3 separate regions of the Homo sapiens genome follow, and all the other regions are linked to region 1. The links are chromatin contacts, found by Hi-C or POLR2A ChIA-PET in ENCODE. All regions are on one chromosome and are shown on one strand. Each heading gives the region's core, a stretch centred on a gene start or an enhancer-like site at or near the end of the contact. The rest is flanking DNA. Distances are from core to core; before and after follow the strand shown.

Region 1 (4,463 bases), core at 1,733-4,232:
CACACTGAGCTAATTTTTTTTAGAGAGATGGGGTCTTGCTATGTTACCCAGGCTGGTCTCAAACTCCAGGGCTCAAGCAATCCTCCCGCCTTGGCCTCCCAAAGTGCTGGGATGGCAGGGATAAGCCACTAATTTTTACCTCTTTAAAGAGGCTCTAATCCCAGCCTCACTTTTGCCCCTTTAAAGACCCTATATCCAATTACAGTCATATTCTGAGATACTGAGGGTTACGGCCTCAACCTATGAATCTTGGGGAGGCTTACAATTCAATCCATAACTATATGTGTATATAAAGGTAGGCCTGCATATAGTATACTGTGCACAGATAACTGAGCATCTTTGCCCTAATTGCCTCAAGGTTTTTTTTTTTATAAAACCTTGGTGTGATACATGTGGCTGTGCTTCTAATCGAATTTTTACATATTCTTAATAGAAATGATGAGTGTGTGTAAATTATAATCTAGAATTCGTATAAAGAATAACACACACATACACACACGGCATTAGAATAACTTCCCTCAAAGGAACAGCTCCTCCTTAATTCCGAACATTTTAAGACATCCAGAATCACTTTCCCTAAGCAATTATGATTTTACAAAATGCTGTCAAGACCATCACAAAGTTTTACTGCCCAGACGGAGCTAAATGCCTGAAGCTTTCAGCAGTGATTTATTATTTACTCTGGAGGTAAGTTGCTAAGCAAGATTTATTCAGTAAGAACAGAGCTACCCGTAACAGTACAATACGAATTTTACTGTCGGGGGGGCGGATTTTTTTTTAACCATTCCTCAAGAGAATTTGTTCTTTATAATCAGAAAAAAATACATCTACATGTAAGTTTTCATCCCTTTGTGAAATCAAGGGCGCTGTTATGCATTTGACAAACCAGTTTGGTTTCAAACATTCTTTTTTTTTTTTTTTTTTTAGATGGAGTCTCGCTCTGTCGCCCAGGCTGGAGTGCAGTGGCGCGATCTCAGCTCACTGCAAGCTCCGCCTCCCAGGTTCACGCCATTCTCCTGCCTCAGCCTCCCGAGTAGCTGGGACTACAGGCGCCCGCCACCACGCCCGGCTAATTTTTTGTATTTTTAGTAGAGACGGGGTTTCACCGTGTTAGCCAGGATGGTCTCGATCTCCTGACCTCGTGATCCACCCGCCTCCTGACCTCATGATCCACCCGCCTCGGCCTCCCAAAGTGCTGTGATTACAGGCGTGAGCCACCGAACCCGGCTGGTTTCAAACATTCTTATTTGAATTTTAGATCTGAGAAATTTTCAGTAAATTATCATAATAAAAACAGTAGAACAATTTCAAAGTCCATTGATAGAATCTGTCGGGTATCTGCTTTACCTACACAGGGCTTTTATTTTCTTGGGATTGGCTTCTTTACACTACAGTAGCCTAACTCTCACACTCATACCATCTCAGAGAGACTTGGGATTCTTAAGAAAAATAAAACACTAATAATGCAGATTTGCCAACTTTAGTTTTCAGACCAAACAAGTACTAGAGACCGATTGCTGGCCTACTTCCGCCCCCTAGTGACGATAACGTATTTTTGCTTTTTGCAAAAGGGAGGCTGGGGAGCTCGGACCAGCGATTAAAGTGACTGCCCCGTCCTGTACCCACTTCAACGACCTGTTCCCCAAGATACCTCAGGCCCTCTAGCTACCCGTTCACCAGATACAAACAAGGGATATGATAAATTCATTCACATTTCGGTGGTTTCAATTTCAAGAAATTTGCTTCTCCCCAGACGGCGTGCATTTGCACAAAAACATTGAAGCAAGAAAGTAATGTTGTGTAACTCAAAAAAGTAAGTCACAGGCTGGGCGCGGTGGCTCACGCCTGTAATCCCAGCACTTTGGGAGGCCGAGGCGGGTGGATCACGAGGTCAAGAGATCGAGACCATCCTGGCCAACATGGTGAAACCCCGTCTCTACTAAAAATACAAAAAGTAGCTGGGCGTGGTGCCGCGTGCCTGTAGTCCCAGCTACTCAGGAGGCTGAGGCAGGATAATCGCTTGAATCCGGGAGGTGGAGGTTGCAGTGAGCCGAGATCGCGCCACTGCACTCCAGCCTGGCGACAGAGCAAGACTGCGTCTCAAAAAAAAAAAAAAAAAAAAGGTAAGTCACAAATGGTGGAAATTTAGGCTTAAAGAGAAGGTCTTTTCCCTGGATGTTTGAGTTTTTTGGCTTTTAGGTTTTTTTGGGGGGGGGCGGTTGGTTTTGCTTGGGGGAGAATTTTTGCTTGTTTTTTTGGAAAGATGTCCTTAAAAAGTCATACAATGCCTCCTTTTGGTAAATCACTGCCCCTGCTATATAATTAGTCAGAGGGGTGGAAATCAGCAGAAGACCTAAGAAAATGGTTCATTTCCCAGACTTCTCACCTTCAATCCCAACCACTCCTATCCCTGTATCCAGCTAGAAGGTGCAGCTCTGGGGTGGCCACCGCATCCAATGGGGCATTTCACCCTGCAGACACGGAGTGGGTGGAAACATGAGCGAGGAATGTTCTGGTCAGACTCCAACCCTCCCACAGCTGCTAACAGGACTCCCTGCTGCAGTTCCTCAGCAGGTCAGGGAGTTTTTCAGGCAGGTAGCCAATCTCTAAGATGGCTTTAGATCAGGGGAGGCAGGGTTGAGTAAAGGGAGGTAGACAAGGAGGCAGGATCTGGGGAGTTTTACAGAGGCTCCAGGCAATGTTTCTGAACTCTGGTTTGGGCTGGTCATTAATCAAGCCCCTCCCAATGTTTGAAATTAGCCACACAACCCCATCAGGAGTCATGCCAGAAGGACACCCCTCCTGCCAGTGCCGAAATCCAATCTAGACAGAACCATGAAGAAAATGGAAAGAATGCACAGAGAGTGAGGGCTCCTTCATATTGCCAGTTAAACTTGCTGAGAAACCACAGGAGCTCTTCAGCTTCCAATCCACCATCACCAACTCCCACGGACACGGCATCTCTGGGGCAGCTGGTGGAGCAGGGCTAGGGGCTGGGAGTCAAAGGTCTCCCTGTCAGGGCATAGTTTCAACTGTCTGTAGTAGTGCAATACAGAGAGAGTCTGGTGTCAGGCAGACCTGAGTTTGAATCCCAGCTCTGCTGTGGGCTCGCCGTGCAAGCTTTGACAGCTTCTATTCCATTCTTCAATCACCAGTGCAGAGGCTTATGCCCTCAGGGACGCCATCTCTGACTCCACAACTGGATCAGATCCCCTGTTTACAAATTTTGTGATCCCTTAAAATTTTCATTCATTACATATATCACTGTTTGTAATTTTATATTTTATATATTTGATGATTTGTCTACTTTATTTTTTTTCCTTCCTGCATCCTAAGCTCAGAGAAAGCCGGGACCCATCTCTTTCATTCACTGTTTTATCCCAGGGACTAGCACACAGAATACACTTGATAGAGATTTGAGAAATGAATGAATTACACTGAGTTTTTACTGTCTGTAAAATAGAATGGAGGTTTGTTGTGAAATTAATGAAAGACTACAAATGTTAAAAAAAAATCCTCCCTGTGTCTGACACAGAGTAGTTGCTCAAAAGGGGGTGGTTCCTTTGCCACTGTCTCTCTGGGGACACTCCATAGGAGAATAGCTGTCCCTGACCTCTGGAGGTGCCACTGAGCAGTGAAATTAGCCAAAACAGAAAACCAGGGACCTGAATAATCCACAAATTCCATCACAAGTCCCTGAATAATCAAAACTAGTTGGCACATTACAATTAATTGCCTCTCCTCTATAGATGTCCCTTGATGGCAGGAAAAGTTATCTCCAGCTTCACTTTCTTTTCCATCCCAGATAGAGAGTAGCCAGAGGGACTGTAAATCCATTCCTAACATTTTCAGTTGTTTGAGTTATGTTCTACCAGAATTAAGAAGGTGACTTTAAAAACATGAAGGAGAAATAAAGGTTGCACTTCCCAGAGCAGAGTACAGGTGGAAAATGGAACTGAACTTTTAATATGAGGCTGCAGTGGAGGAGAGAGTACTAAGAATATTTTTATAGAATACTTGCATTATGGGTAATTTTTTTAAATCCAAGATTCAACTTGCATGACACTGAGGCATAAGTCTACCACTTAATGACATTTATAACTCTGTAACAATACATTTTGTATAAATTACTGCTGAGGCTTAACATTTCTGATTATGATATATAGAATGAAGTGATGTCATAAAGGCGAAGTTTGTAAGTTACGATCTGTCCTGTTGCTTTAAATAAGAGGATTTCGGAGACAATTGCCTTGATGAATATAAACTCAAATGAACCTTGAATCTCTTCAATTATTCTTATTTAGAATTCATTTTCCTTTGAACTTTCATTTAACTCAAAGCACAATGGTTCCATTATAAATCAAATGCAAGCTTGTCTTTCCTGCAATAACAAGTATGCTTTAAATAATGAAGCAACACCTATGATCATAAAAGATAATGTTTCAATGCACCAAAATACAGAA
Region 2 (5,126 bases), core at 2,104-4,603, 280 kb before region 1:
AATTGGCACAAGACAGGGATGCCCTCTCTCACCACTCCTATTCGACATCGTGTTGGAAGTTCTGGCCAGGGCAATTAGGCAGGAGAAGGAAATAAAGGGTATTCAATTAGGACAAGAGGAGGTCAATTTGTCCCTGTTTGCAGATGACATGATTGTATATCTAGAAAACCCCATTGTCTCAGCCCAAAATCTCCTTAAGCTGATAAGCAACTTCAGCAAAGTCTCAGGATACAAAATCAATGTACAAAAATCACAAGCATTCTTACACACCAATAACAGACAAACAGAGAGCCAAATCATGAGTGAACTCTCATTCACAATTGCTTCAAAGAGAATAAAATACCTAGGAATCCAACTTTCAAGGGACGTGAAGGACCTCTTCAAGGAAAACTACAAACCACTGCTCAATGAAATAAAAGAGGATATGAACAAATGGAACAACATTCCATGCTCATGGGTAGGAAGAATCAATATCATGAAAATGGCCATACTGCCCAAAGCAATTTATAGATTCAATGCCATCCCCATCAAGCTACCAATGACTTTCTTCACAGAATTGGAAAAAACTACTTTAAAGTTCATATGCAACCAAAAAAGAGCGTGCATTGCCAATCCTAAGCCAAAAGAACAAAGCTGGAGGCATCATGCTACCTGACTTCAAACTATACTACGAGACTACAGTAACCCAAAACAGCATGGTACTGGTACCAAAACAGAGATATAGACCAATGGAACAGAACAGAGCCCTCAGAAATAATGCCACATGTCTACAACTATCTGATCTTGGACAAACCTGAGAAAAACAAGCAATGGGGAAAGGATTCCCTGTTTAATACATGGTGCTGGGAAAACTGGATAGCCATATGTAGAAAGCTGAAACTGGATCCCTTCCTTACACCTTATACAAAAATTAATTCAAGATGGATTAAAGACTTACATGTTAGACCTAAAACCATAAAAACCCTAGAAGAAAACCTAGGCATCACCATTCAGGACATAGGCATGGGCAAGGACTTCATGTCTAAAACACCAAAAGCAATGGCAACAAAAGACAAAATTGACAAATGGGATCTAATTAAACTAAAGAGCTTCTGCACAGCAAAAGAAACTACCATCAGAGTGAACAGGCAACCTACAAAATGGGAGAAAATTTTTGCAATCTACTCATCTGACAAAGGGCTAATATCCAGAATCTACAATGAACTCAAACAAATTTACAAGAAAAAAACAAACAACCCCATCAAAAAGTGGGCAAAGGACATGAACAGACACTTCTCAAAAGAAGACATTTATGCAGCCAAAAAACACAGAAAAAATGCTCACCATCACTGGCCATCAGAGAAATGCAAATCAAAACCACAATGAGATACCATCTCACACCAGTTAGAATGGCAATCATTAAAAAGTCAGGAAACAACAGGTGCTGGAGAGGATATGGAGAAATAGGAACACTTTTACACTGTTGTTGGGACTGTAAACTAGTTCAACCCTTGTGGAAGTCGGTGTGGTGATTCCTCAGGGATCTGGAACTGGAAATACCATTTGACCCAGCCATCCCATTACTGGGTATATACCCAAAGGACTATAAATCATGCTGCTATAAAGACACATGCACATGTATGTTTATTGCGGCACTATTCACAATAGCAAAGACTTGGAACCAACCCAAATGTCCATCAATGATAGACTGGATTAAGAAAATGTGGCACATATACACCATGGAATACTATGCAGCCATAAAAAATGATGAGTTCATGTCCTTTGTAGGGACATGGATGAAATTGGAAATCATCATTGTCAGTAAACTATAGCAAGAACAAAAAACCAAACACCACATATTCTCACTCATAGGTGGGAATTGAACAATGAGAACACATAGACACAGGAAGGGGAACATCACACTCTGGGGACTGTTGTGGGGTGGGGGGAGGGGGGAGGGATAGCTTTAGGAGATATACCTAATGCTAAATGATGAGTTAATGGGTGCAGCACACCAGCATGGCACATGTATACATGTGTAACTAACCTGCACATTGTGCACATGTACCCTAAAGCTTAAAGTATAATAATAATAAAATAAAAAATAAAAAATAAAAAAAAAGATTAAGTCCTGGAACTTTGATAATAAGCTATCTTGAGAGATATCGGAGATGTCAGGAAACAAGGACGACTATATTGAGTAAGCCTGAATTATAGAAAAGAAATGTTTAGAAATCTTTTCTCCAAGAGAATTCCCTGGAACTTAAAACCTACACCAACATACGGCAATCTTTCCACCTTTTATTTATGCTTCCCAAGGATACAGTCTTTGCTAAGGACTCATTTCTGAGCATCTAAGAAGCCAGACTTCGTGAGCCCACTAGCCTCTGAGTTCCTCAAAGGCACAGGCTACATTTCTGTCAACTTTGTGTATCAGCACCCAGTACATAATAGGTCTTCCTAGATGCCTATTGTTGGAATGGCTTCCCAGCCCTTCTGTCCACCATATAATGAGGCATTCAATTCCCCAGTGCACACCTCTGCCTTTTACATGAGATTAGGCAGTGCTCAGTAAGCCGTCACTAATATCATTTACATTGATCTGGTGGCAATGAGTGAGATAGTTATCAAGTGTCATAGCACAAGGACACACTTACAGGAACGAGCAGCAGTCTTGGAGCAATGTTGCTGCAGCTATATTCAATATTTTTGTAGCATGGTACTAGAGGCCACCTACTATATACCATCCACCCATTCATTCAACAAATACATATTGGATACTTATATATGCCAGGCACAGGTATTGGCATAAGAAATACAACCCATCCACGGTCTTCCTGAAATGGTCAAACAGCCAGTCCTAATTTTGGACCAATCAGTAAATAAACATTGATCCAAAAAGCAGCCAGCATGTGTTAGAATATAACCTAAGCAGTTTTAGGAAATTGATGCAATAGATGCTAACTATGCCCTCAAGAATCTAACAGACTAAAGGAGTAGTTGTCACTACAAACAGCAAAGGAAAGTTGGGAAAACTTAACAGAATGAAGACATATCCAACAAGAAGAAAAGTCATTAAATGTCTTGGTGTACAGAGGAGGAAAAATTCTGTCCAGCCTCATGTGGCCTGTTAGATCTGGGGCTTTGGCAGAGTTGGTTCTCTGAAGACAAAGATCAGTAGGGTCAGCCCTGATCAGAAATGTGAGGAAAGGAAAGAGGAACTAGCCTTGATAAAACAGTACGGCAGGCTTTTACAGCCGTGACTTCCTATAATTCTCGTAGCAGCTATTTGTCATGAACTTTTGTCATTATGCCAGGTTGCTCAATACCCAAGCCTTGTAAAGAAACTTGGCTGGGCACAGTGGCTCTCTCCTGTCCTGTAATCCCAACACTTTAGGAGGCCAAGGCTGGCAGGTCGCTTGAGTCCAGGGGTTTAAGACCAGCCTGGGCAACACAGTGAAACCCCATCTCTACAAAAATTATCCAGGCATGGTGGTATGCACCTCTAATTCCAGCTACTTGGGAGGCTGAGGTGGGAGGATTGCTTATGCCCAGGAAGCACAGGCTACAGTGAGCCATGATTGCACCAGGTATTCCAACCTGGGCAACAGAGTGAGACTCTGCTTCAACAACAACAAAAAAGGAACTCTCTACCTTCTGACCAACAGGATATGCAGCCCCAGGCAAGCTTTGAATAAGGAGCAAGTAACACCAAGAGGAATGACCTATGAGCCATGTGTATCTTTGGGGGTGCATGGAGAGGTAAAATGCAGGTCCTAGCTGCATTTTAGCTGAGGTTCTGGCTGCTCAGCTCCTCTTGGTCTCTGCCCATTTTGCAAGCCTGGTTCCAGCCTTCTCCTCAGTTCTGTGAATTACCTGATACGCCTCCAATGAAGCACTTTTCTGCTTAAGTTAACCAGAGTCATTTCAGCTGCTTACTACCAAGAATGTTGACTAAAACACTGCAGTATAGACACTATTCACTGAGTTCTACAGATAAGGAAACCAAGACTCTGGGAAGCTAAGTACACGGCTGGTGAGTGACACAGGTGTGGTTTAAGCTCACGCCTTCTGACCTCGATCAAACCCAGAGATGCTTCCCCTAGTGCTATGTTAGTCAGGGCAGCTTTGGTTGCAAAATGACAGAAAAAATAGCAACTGAAACTGGAGTAGAAAAAAAAATAGAAAAAATGATCTTAGTAGAAATATAGAAAGCACACCTGGCTTTATTCCCCAAGGGCTGCTGAGTCCATCCAGCTACATATCCCTGGTGTGTGTTCTCACCTACGTGGACTTCATTCCCAGGACACCCTTCCAGCAGGGTGGTCCTCTCCAGGCTGAAACTCTCACAACTGCAAGCACAGGAGAAAAGGGACAGTTATTTTCCTTGTAAGTTTGAATGAAAGTCTTAGGCTTGACGCTCCCTGAACCATCTCAGTGGCCAGGGATAGGATGTATTACTGGCCAACCTGACTCATATGTGCCCTTCCAAAGTCAGTGGTTGACTCAACACCACTCAAACTTTATAGGCTGAAGTTGTTGGAACAGTGGTTCCAAAGAGAAGAATCAGATTACCTTTACCAGAAGAAAGGTGAATGGATATTGGGTGGCAAAAACAACAGATACCCCCCAGAGTCTACCCCTTCTGCAGTATGGGTGGCACTCGTCTTTCCAGCTTTTATCTGCACTGCAGTAGAGCCTTTCTCCAAAACTGAATCCCACCAGCCACAAGATCTATCTTCCTCCCAAAAAAATTTCTTTCCAATTCTTTTGCACATACTATACATGCTAGAGACTTAAATGACTCCATCCATGGGCCTTTGCATTTTGAATAAAAGCAGAAAATATTTCTGGGAGCTATTGTGAAAGCTATATGTTAAGGGAGGAAATTTGGACATGGAGTACTGATTGGCTCATTGTGGCTTTTCCCTAAAATCCTATCACAGGGTCAGCCAGCTACTCTGGGGTATGAGTCAGTAGGGGCTTTGTGACAGGCAAGACCTTGGCCCTGAGATGCCAGAGCAGAGGGTAAAGTGCCACATCAGGTCCAAGGGGGAGTGCTATGGGTCAGAGCCAGAAAATCATGCCCAAGCAATTTAGAGAGAAAGAAAGCCTTGAAGCTGGAGCTTGAAGCTAAGGGATTAGAA
Region 3 (4,580 bases), core at 688-3,187, 350 kb before region 1:
CAAAAATTAAACAACTTGCTGTGGGTTATACAGTTAGCCACCCGTGGAGATAGAACTAGAATCCAGAGAATCCTGGACAGTTTCTGTTACAAAATGCTGTAGCCCAGAGGAAGTTAATTCCTTGGTGGGCAGTGAGTGTGAAAAAGGAGAGAAGTAATGACATTATGTAGTATAATAGTATTGATACAATTACATGATATACAATAGTGTTGATACTATTATACTATAATAGTATAATGATATTACATAGTATAATAGTATTGATAGTACAGTAATAATATACTATTAATAATTATAATAATTTACTACCCCTCTATTCTCTGCAGCTTTTACCTATACAATCTCTAATATAAAAACCTGTAGAATACCTATTATTATTCCATTTTACACATGAAGAAACTAAGAATCAGAGAGCCTAATTAATTTACCCAAGTTCCCAGAGCAAGAAACAGGTACACTGCAGCTCCAAACCCAAGTCTGAATTCTTTCTCCCATTCTATTCTGCCTCACAAATCATCCCAAATCAGTCCCTGAATGTTCTCTTGCCTAAATCTTCAACCCTAAGTATACTAAAATGTATAGCCAGAAAGAATTTTAGCAGTTTTGTTTTTGTTTTTTTGTTTTTGTTTTACACCAGTGCTGACAGTCAACCAGCCACACTTAACTGACTACTATTCATTATTACTTGGGGGGATAAACAAAGAGGTGAATAGAAAAAAGAAAAGATCATTAATTCTTTCTTTCTTTCATTCATCAAATATTTATTGAGTGCTCATCATATGCTGGTCACTGTTCTGGGCATTGAGGATGAAGAATGAAATAAAACAGAAAAAAATCTCATTCCTCATGGAACACCGATTCCAGCCAGTCACTGTCCTCAGTGGTCCTTACTCTTGTTACAGGTACCCTCCCCCACCACCCCCCATCCTCGACACACACACACACACACACACACACACTCATAGAGCCTTTCCCACCTCTGCAAATGGCAATCGTGTTCTCTGGCCCCCAGGTTCTGAAGAGAGACAGGCTGCCCTGTAAACACAGCATCCGCAAATGATGTCCAGGGACTGGATTTTTATAGGGCCTAGAAAATTGTACCCCTATGGCTATTTGAGAGAACCTGCAGCCATCATTTCCCTTAGTCAGGGGGATGTAGAGATAAGGGAAGAAAGCAGATGGCAGGCAAGCTGCAAAATACCATGGCTGAATCACACGTGCTCAAAAAATGAGCTGCTCTACCAGACCTCAGCTGAAAGCTACCAAGCTGAATCTAAGGGTTATGTTGAGATATTGTCTTGCAACCTCAGCCCTCAGAAATGGTTGTGTTTCCTTTGAATGCTGTCTACCTCTCCTCCCACGTGGGCAGAGCTCCTCATTGCCAAGCCTATTTTTACGGTTCATCTCCAAAACAAGTACAAAATAGTGTGGGTCTCAGATGAGTCCTCCCTCTCACTGGCCACTGGAACACCATCTGCAAGTTGAGTGGGAACAGTAAACACTGCAGGTTAAGTAACTTATTACTAATATTTTCCTTGAGCTCTGAAACTTTTTAAACAAACAACAACAACAATTGTATCATAATAACCTTCCAGAGGTTAACAGCCGGCAGGTGGTCCAGCTCAGTTGAAATGCAAACCAGACAGCTGTTTGATTATAAACTGTTGATTCTTAATGGTGATCTGGGGAAAACTTCTTGCTGAAAAAGGGTCTTCTCTTAAAAATCCCTAATGAAACAACACATAAATGTCAAAATGACAAAAATAAGGAAGTGTGTCATAGACTAAGCATTTTAATGTCCTTTCTGGCTTCCTCCAGAGTGTATGTACTCTAGACCTAGCCACATTTAATGGCACAGATTCCTAAAGAGGCGGTGCGCAGCATGAATTTTTACGACCCAAATAAAACTTGGAGAGTCACTTTCCCTGCCATAGTCAGTGTCCTCAGCAGATGTGTGGGAGGCTCGTGTTTCAAACCAGCCACCGAGCCAGCACTTTACCTGGACCCAGAGGCTATGCAAAGAGTGAACATGTGAGGAGGATATTAGGAAACGGAGTAGTGTAGCATTATCCTGTCTGTCTCCAAGCCATTAAAACCTGGTGGGGATTCCCCTGGGAACCCTTGGTAAAATTAGAGAAAATTCCAAGGACTGATAAAATGGTTTGAGAATGGAGGATAAAAAGTTTCTAGTCAAAACCTTATATTAACACCACAGGGCCCCACAGACTGATGGCCATGACTGTTTTCTTCCCCTGATGATGAAATGAGACAAAAGAAAATCACTCTTTAAATCCATATTTAATTACTTGTCTATTACATTACAATCAGAAACATTTCAGAAAGTTTGCAAAGAAAAAAAGTCAATCTCATGTACCTCATAGATATGTGCATAAAAATATAAAAATTGTTTTAAAAAGAAAAGAGTCAGACTTTTTTATACTAAAATCTATGGCAAGGGGTGAAATGCAAAAACCTTAGGACAGTAAAGAAAAACAAACTGATATGACAACCATCTTTTTTAAAAAAAAAAACAGAAATAAGGAACAAAAATGAACAGCGTAAAAGGGAGAAGTTCGTATCTCCTAGCTTAGTTGCAATAAATTAGTAGAAACTTGAGATCACAGGGTGTGAAAAAAAGATGTTACTTGGTTTTGCTCCATGTTTGATGGGGTTTTCTGACCTGACCAAGGGCAAGAGCAAGGGGTAGCAATGAGCTGGACACCCTGGGATAGGATGGGTAGGAACAGAAGGAAGCACCCAGCATGCTTAGCAGGCCCTAAATACCTTCTAATACCATCAAAGGAAAAACAGAACTAGAAGGAGTTAAAGCGCTAAAATGAGATTTTATTCAGAAAAATTATTGCAATGAGTGAAAAGGGACCTCAGTACGGAACTAGGCTCAATTCTCAACACAACAAAGAAAAGTGGGAATTTGTAGCCAAGGAGTGGGTTGGGGGAGGCAGGGGGATATGGATGGAAAATTCCTAAGAGCAAACATGAAGGGACGGGGGACTCTGGCTAAACAAACCTAACAGGACTCTTGCTGAAGGCAGGCAGGGTGACCAGACATCACCTGGGAGGCGGTGGAGGGTGAGGAACCTGGTCAGATACGGAGGGGGTCAGAAATCCAGGATGGGGTATTCTGGCTAAACTTAATAGGATTCTTGCTAAAATTGGACAATACAGGGATGAATACAGAAGCCTAAAAGTGAAGATCCATTGGAAAAAAGATTCAGAGGAGCCTGATTAAAATTTGTTCAAGGACAGAAACTTTATCACTAGCTTGTAGAAAGAGGGATACAAGGGTGGTAGTGATACATTCTGATAAAACAGTCTAAATCCTTTTGAGGGCTTTTTAATTTTACCATACCAGAACCAAACTAGGGTTGCTTCTTAATTCCTGAAGCCTCTGAAGGTGAGACAAAATATAATTTAATAAATATTTATTGATGCTTGGCATACAATATATACTCTGCTAGGCAATATGGAGCTACAAAAACCAAGTCAATTCTATCCTGTCGTGTTCACTATTATACTCCAGGACTCTTAGAATGATGACTAGCACATAGTAGGTGCTCAATAAGCATTTTTATGCTAAACAAAAAATCAAGGACAGTTCTTGACCTCAAAGAGCTTTCAACCCCCAAGAAGGAAAAACACATGAATAATGAACTAGAAGAGAAAACATAAAGGCAAGAAGATTCTTCTCTGTACTTTACTGTCAGGTTTGTTATATTTGTATCTGCTATGTAGTTAAGGAGCTTCCAGGAATGCTACATGGGGGAGGGACACTTTGAGCTTGACCTGAAAGTTTGAGAAGGATTTCAACAACGAAGGTTAATTCCAGAGACACAGTAAGTTAAGAAACATAAGTGCAGATAGTAAAAACTGATACTGAATTTACCTAGTCACAACACATTTCTTCATAGATTGCTCCCATTGCCTTTAAAACTCTAAATATTAGTAATTGATACCTCCACATATTTTTCATGTTAAAGAATTTTTGTTTTAAAAGTACAATCATGTAGTTTTCTCTCTGAAATAGTCATCCCTCAGAATCCCTAGGGGATTGGTCCCAGGACCCTCTTGGATACCAAAATCCATGGGTGCTCAAGTGCCCGATATAAAATTATATAGAATTTGCATATAACCTATGCACATCCTTCCATATACTTTAAATCATCTCTAAAATATTTATGATGCCTAGTATTATATGCCTGTGTCCCCACCCAAATCTCATATTGAACTGTAGCTCCCACAATCCCCACATGTCACGAGAGGGACCCAGTGGGAGGTAATTGAATCACGGGGGTGAGCTTTTCCTGTGCTGTTCTCATGATAGTGAATAAGTCTCTCGAGATCTGATGGTTTTATAAAAGAGCATTTCCCCTACACATGTTCTCTTGCCTGCCACCATGTAAGATGTGCCTTTGCTCCTCCTTCACCTTTTGCCATGATTGTGAAGGCTCCCCAGCTATGTGAAACTGAGTCCATTAAATCTCTTTTTCTTTGTAAATTACCCAGTCCTGGGTATGTCTTTATTAGCAGCCTGAGAACAGACTAATACATAATACAATGTA

The links. Hi-C counts contacts between places; a loop is a spot of excess contacts on that map. ChIA-PET counts read pairs that join two places held with the same protein, here RNA polymerase II (POLR2A). Pooled maps may share reads with other maps.
Region 2: a loop to region 1 is called in a pooled map, with 2.3 times the contacts of the local background. The contact joins two enhancer-like sites. A Hi-C loop is called at or near these places in 1 of 37 single-sample maps with no recorded cell type and 2 of 50 pooled maps. POLR2A ChIA-PET finds 5 or more read pairs at or near these places in 1 of 52 experiments (activated T-cell).
Region 3: a loop to region 1 is called in a map of A673, with 2.3 times the contacts of the local background. The contact joins two enhancer-like sites. A Hi-C loop is called at or near these places in 1 of 168 maps with a recorded cell type or tissue (A673), 1 of 37 single-sample maps with no recorded cell type and 1 of 50 pooled maps.

The regions. Positions count from the first base shown.
Region 1 is chr2:65,637,775-65,642,237 of GRCh38, reverse strand. No RefSeq gene overlaps it. Among named protein-coding and RNA genes, the nearest start is that of LINC03050, 38 kb to the right of the region's middle. Within about 2 kb of position 2,982, at least 2 of the 41 ENCODE cell types and tissues checked have a DNase peak (open chromatin) inside an H3K27ac peak, as active enhancers do; they include A673, where a contact is called at or near this core.
Region 2 is chr2:65,921,143-65,926,268 of GRCh38, reverse strand. The region is part of intron 1 of LINC02934 (long intergenic non-protein coding RNA 2934); the gene reads right to left. Among named protein-coding and RNA genes, the nearest start is that of LINC02934, 130 kb to the right of the region's middle. Within about 2 kb of position 3,353, at least 2 of the 41 ENCODE cell types and tissues checked have a DNase peak (open chromatin) inside an H3K27ac peak, as active enhancers do.
Region 3 is chr2:65,988,893-65,993,472 of GRCh38, reverse strand. The region is part of intron 2 of LINC02934 (long intergenic non-protein coding RNA 2934); the gene reads right to left. Among named protein-coding and RNA genes, the nearest start is that of LINC02934, 200 kb to the right of the region's middle. Within about 2 kb of position 1,937, at least 2 of the 41 ENCODE cell types and tissues checked have a DNase peak (open chromatin) inside an H3K27ac peak, as active enhancers do; they include A673, where a contact is called at or near this core.